Linked DNA regions of Homo sapiens: region 2 is linked to region 1. A link is a loop called in an ENCODE intact Hi-C map of the cell type or tissue named here. Cell type or tissue: heart left ventricle. All regions are shown on one strand. Each heading gives the region's core, and the rest is flanking DNA. Links, peaks and the distances in the headings are about the cores only. Region 1 overlaps CRACR2A (calcium release activated channel regulator 2A). Region 2 overlaps CRACR2A (calcium release activated channel regulator 2A).

Region 1 (3,030 bases), core at 324-2,823:
ACGGGGGGCTGAGTCAGTCCTGCCTCAGAGGAAAGGACAGAGAGGAAAAGGCTACAGAGAGCATGAAGAGACTCCATCAGCTGGGAGAGGGAGAGGGAGAGAGGATGGGCAGGAGATCTCTCTGAGAAAACCTAGAGCCTCAAAAGCCCTGTTTCCCTGATTTTTTGGAGGAGTAAAAGGATTGTCTACCAACACCAAGCACCTGCCTCCCCAACACTGCCCAGAATTCTTGGCTATGCCAAACTTAAGACTCATTTAGGAGTTGGCAAACTAACCAAATCTGGGCCACTACCTGTTTTTGTAAGTAAAGTTTTCTTGGAACACAGATGTGCTCATTCTTTTATGTGTTTTCCGTGGCTACTTTCACACTGCAGTGGCAGAGGGAAGTAGATGTGACAAAGACCGAATGGTCCACAAAACCTAGAATATGCACTCCCTGGCTGTTTTCAGAAAAAGCCAGCTATCTCCTGATTTAGGTTAACTAGAAAACTTTAAAAGATTTTTATAGTAAATTAACTTGGGTTTTAATCCTCAATCTGCAACTTGCTAGTAATACGAATTTGTGTCTCTTAACCCCTCTAGGCTACAGTTTCTCAGCTGTGAATTATTTATAGCTACCTCCCAGCATTAAAAGATAATTGAATGAGCTTAAGCATGTAGCACACTCAGCCCTGAGACTGGGACCTGGAAATCCCTGGAAATGCACTGTGTATGTGCCACATCTTAGCCCAGTACCTGATGTCCTCTGCATTGTGATTGTGTTTAATTGTGGTAAGATACAGATAACACACAATTTACCATTGTAACCATTTTTTATGTGTGCAGTTCAGTGACATTAAGTACATTCACTTTCTTCTGCAACCACCATTATCATTTATCTCCAGAACTCTTTTTATCATGCAAAACAGAAACTCTGTACCCGTAAAACAATGTCCTCATTTCGCCCACTCCCAGCCCCTGGCAACCAGCATTCTATTTTCTGTCTCTCTGAATTGGACTACTCAAGGTATCGTATATAGGTGGACTTATATAATATTTGTCCTTTTGAGACTGGCTTATTTCACTTAGTATAATGTCCTCAAGGTTCATCTGTATCGTAGCATGTGTCAGAATATTTTTAAAGGCTGAATAATATTCCATTGTATGTATATACCACATTTTGTTTCTCCATTCCTTTGTCAGTAGATACTTGGGTAGCTTCCGCCTGTTGGCTATATGTGAATAATGCTGATATGGACATGGATGGGCAAATATCTGTTCAAGACCTTGCTTTTTATTCTTTGGTGTGTATACCCAGAAGTGGAATTGCTGGATTATAGGATAATTCTATTTTGTAAATTTTTTGAGGAGACACCATACCATTTTATACAATAGCTGCACCATCACATTGTAATTTTAAGGTGCAAGTTGTCTGTCCTGTCTTAGAGAAAAGAAACGGGCATTTCTGCTGAAAAGGGAACCTTCCACTCGTATCCAGCTGCTGTTATTCTTTGTGTCCAATCTACATGAGTGGCGGCAATTTTGCCTCCTGGAGGACATATGGCAATGTGTCATGTTCACAACTACACCAATTGTCATGCTTGGGGATAGGTTCCAGCCCATGCTGAGGTCCGGAGGGAATGAGTGGATGAGCAGAAACAATACTCAGGGGGCCGTAGGCAGGTGAATATGGTTTTATTCAGCAGCAGCTTTCATCAACAGCTTTCTCACACTGTCCGCCCTGTCTTGGCTACTTAATCTGGCGGCTCCCACACACAGCTGCGTGGCCCGCTCTCCCTTGCCTTCAGGGTCAGCAGCTTAATTCTTTCTTTGGGCATGTGTCCTGGCTCCCCGCAGTCTGTCTGCAATGACAGGCAGCTCTGACTCTCTCTCTTTCTCTGGGCACAAGCGCAAGCATGCCTGCACAGTGTCAACAGGACAATTATATCTTTTACAGACAATAGTGGTGTACAGCCAAGTGATGGCCTTCTCATGTTATGGCTACATGGCTGTGATAACAAGTGGAATTATACGCCTGCACTCTAAACTTGCTGACTCACGCAGGATGTAAACATTCTACCTCGGTCTATCTTTGACCAAAGCACAGCCATATTCCTTACACAATGTATGGAGGCATTTTTTATTGAAACGACTGGTGAGGGAAGTGCTGCTGGCGTTTAGCAGGCAAAGGCTAGGGATGCTGCTACATATCCTGTAATACACAGGATGGTCCCTCCCCTGCCTTCCCCTCCACTACCCCCTTAACCAAAAATTGTCCATTCCAAAATGTCGGTAGTGCCAAGGTTGAGAAACTGTGGCCTATACCACGTAATCAGCCCAAGCCAAGCACATCAAGGTGCAAAGCAGGATAAAGGTTGATCCTGCCCTCCCACCTCCCACTCTCGTCCTAGAGAGATTTGGTATAGCTGAACTGTACCACAGGGAAGAGGGTGGTTGGTGCTGGAATGGGGGTCTGAAAAGAATGCTGTGATTGCCCCAAAAGGAGGGACAGTGTAATTCTGGACATAAAAAATGGATATCCTCTGATTTTTTCCTCAATAAAAATGTCATGGAAGCATGTTTGAAGCTGTGCAACCATACACTTTAAGCTACATGGGGTATGTTACTGGGCTGGTGACTAGGAAGGTAAAGGAGCCTGGCTGGAGTGCAACAAAAGACATCACTTTCCCGTGGCTCTGGGGCATGAACTCTCAGTACTGCTGCTGTAGATGCCTCATGTTCTAGGTTCTGGAAGGTTGCCAGTCACTATGAGTCTTGCTGAGAATTAGCAGTTGGGCTGGTCAGGTTCTGGAGTGTGTGAGGTCTAGACCAGCACTCTGTACATAGGAGCTCAGGGTCTCCTGCCATTGCTCTTAGTCAAGCGCTTATCTATGCCTTCCTTCAACACTTATCTAAATAGTCCATGTTTGTCAGCATTGGGCTAGATCCTGGGGACACAACAGTGCCTAACGAATGAGGTCCCTGTTCTCAGAGCACTGAGGGAGCAGACGTTCATCAATGAGTCACATCTATCAGTATATAAAATGCTAA
Region 2 (2,764 bases), core at 1-2,500, 57 kb before region 1:
TGTGTGTCTCAGAACTCAGATTTTTGGGTTGAACTTTCTTTAGGGCACAGGGTTCTGATGTGGCTTAACTCTGGGAATGAAGTCAGCTGGGGAAACAGCAAAGCATTCAACAAACTTCTGGGTGGGCTGCATGCTTCATAATAAGATAATTTGTCAAATGCCTGCCATGTGCCAGGCATTTTCTGATATAGGTCTTACCATGTCCTTTTTACAGTTGAGGAAACTGAGGCTCAGACAGGTTCAACAACTTGTGTGGGTTCACACCAGACACCTAGTCCCGGTATAGACACCTGCACCGTGGACACCTCCCCCAGGCTGTTGATCCCCCTGTGCCTGACTGGCTTCCTACAAAGGGCCGACCCCTTGGGTTGCAGGGTCTGCTTCATAACAGAGCTCTCTCCACACGCCTGTAAAATGGGAGGCAGAAGCCGCCGACGCCGTATCAGGTGAGCTGCCCCAGGCACAGGCCATCCAGAGATATAGGGATGGAAAAGGCCAGTTTAAAAGTCTGATATAGTACTTCGTTTTAAGGAATGCAGTTTTAGTACATTGAACTGCAGCTTGAAGTGGAACCAGAGACACAAAAAGGAACTGCCAGGTAAAATGAGTGTCAATGAAAAAAGAAAAGTTACTCAGCTTCCATTACGTAGTCACACATCGCAAACTAAACGTATTTTTAAAAAATGTACAAGCCCTATTTACAGAAGTTTGAAATAGAATGAAAAGTTCTAATTTGTACTCAATAGCAGTTAGATTGTAACACACACCACATCTGAATTTTCTGACACTTTAGGGGTTACATTGTAGTGATTTAGTGCCAATAAAACAAAAAACAAAATGGATTAATATGTACTTGTTGAACACCTACTGTATGAAGTGCTTTGTACTAGGAAAAAGAAAAAGGGACACAGTATTTCTTTTGACCAGACACAAGCGCAGAGAGAGCTGACCTCCCCAGATAGCATGTATAACTTTTGCCAAGGAGATGGGACAGAATGAATGTGCTCTGGAAAGAAACTGGGCCTTGGAGAGGGCTTAGCCAAGTAGGTGGGAACTGAGCTTTGTCTTCAAAGATGGTAGAATTCAGCAGGTAAGTGGTGACAGGAGGTCCTGGGAGGACTGTTCCATGAGTGTCCTTCTGTCCATCTTATAGACAGTGTCTGAGGGTCATTCTTATGGAAATTAAACCAGTGACGTTCTGGCCAGGCTGTAGAATGTGCCTACCAATATTTGTAAGGGTCACACTCTCCTCCTGCTGGCCTTCACTGACTAGTTCATAATCTAGAAGGAAGTGAGATTTCTCCCAGCAGGGAGCCAGGATTCAATTCTGGACTTTTTGATCCTTCCTCCTTCGTCTAGACGGGGATGTTGTCAAATAGAACCTAGCACAGCTGGCCCCGCCTCTGCATGTGCTCTGGAAGGTCTCTAGAATCACCACAGATTTGGGCATGTATGATGTGGACTATGTCCCATTAGGATGGAGATGGTATTCGGAACCCTGTAGAAGGTGCCAGAGAGCTATAGAGTGGAAGAAGATGGGACCACCCTCAGAGACTCACCCTCTCCTTATACAGTTATCCACCAGGAAAAGCCAACCAAAACCGAATGAGCAATGCCCAGATGGTAAGTCTTTTACCAACAGGCCCACTATTGAATTCTTTCATGCCTGCTGCCTGATTTCTTTTCAGTCCTGGTTATAGAGCCAAAGGCAGCTGTTCATGATTTGCCCATGTCCTAGGCCTGGGTAACGGTGGTTAGTCCAGCCCTCCCTGTCCTAACCTCAGATGTGCATTCAACCCCAGCAGCCACACAGCCTGTCTGCAACCTGTGAAATGGCTGGGCTGTCTCAGAGGTGCTTTGGAGAGAAATGTTAACTAGCAGAGTGACAGTCATGGGTGACTCTCTTGCCCTCACTGAGAGGACACATGTGCCCACTTCATTACTGCAGGCAGTTAGCCTGTGAACTCCAGGCTGATTGGGCCTAATTGGAGCTCTTGAGGATGTGTTTTCTTTTTGTGGACTAAGATGTAAGCCATGTCTCCTATCCTCCTGCCCTGTCCCATTCTGAATGCAAATGCCGATGTGATGTGACTCCTAATGCTGTTCCTTTAGGAACTGGTCCACAGAAGCTGGAAGCGGGCAGACAGGAAAGTCAGAAAGCTCAGGTGGGGAAGCCATGCTAGGCAGCAGCATTGGGTGTGAGGGAGGAAGAGCGTGTTTTATGTTCAGCTTCACCACTTGCTCTCTGTGGGCCTCAGTTGCCTCATCTATAAAAGAGCTGCCCTTCATGTTCCTTAGGGAATTTATAAGGATGGAATTAAACAGTGAAAATATGAAAGTCGTTTATGAACAGAAAGCCTTTTAAATGGGCGTTGCTTATTTTTGTGCAGCAAAGTATTTTCCATTCATTCATCAGTTTGGCTGAAATTAACCTTTGCTTCTTATATCATTATAATAGATCCATTTAGCCTTGGCTCAGTCATCAGTGTTTTTTATCAAACAGGTGAACTGCACAATTCAGTTAGGTGATTGAGGCTCAGCCGGTGCCCCATAGCCCAGAGCTCTCCGGCCTGTCACATCAAGACCCTCAGGAGGAAGTAGGAAGGGGTCCAGGCTGACTGGGACCCTCAGAAATCTGGGCTATGTTTCCAACCAAAATAGCATGGAGACCCCCCTGAAATAGAGTGGGAACTAAAGCCTACAGAAAGTGGAAAATGGAAAAATGAGGCTTTGTTACTTTTAAGAAAGTCATTCTGGGTGTGTC

Evidence for each region. Hi-C counts contacts between places; a loop is a spot of excess contacts. Peaks named below come from ENCODE experiments on the same cell type or tissue, not always from the same donor. Only the 100,000 strongest peaks of a DNase experiment are listed, where the experiment ranks them.
Region 2: a loop joins it to region 1, with 2.7 times the contacts of the local background. A loop is called at or near these places in 11 of 110 quality-filtered maps.

What each region holds. Positions count from the first base shown.
Region 1 is chr12:3,683,646-3,686,675 of GRCh38, reverse strand. All of the region lies in intron 4 of CRACR2A (calcium release activated channel regulator 2A), which reads left to right. Among named protein-coding and RNA genes, the nearest start is that of CRACR2A, 68 kb to the left of the region's middle. In heart left ventricle, for the core only: no CTCF peak of the experiment used is centred there; a DNase peak (open chromatin) is centred at 1,793; H3K27ac peaks cover 2,305 bases.
Region 2 is chr12:3,741,086-3,743,849 of GRCh38, reverse strand. The region is part of intron 1 of CRACR2A (calcium release activated channel regulator 2A); the gene reads left to right. Among named protein-coding and RNA genes, the nearest start is that of CRACR2A, 11 kb to the left of the region's middle. In heart left ventricle, for the core only: no CTCF peak of the experiment used is centred there; no DNase peak of the experiment used is centred there; H3K27ac peaks cover 307 bases.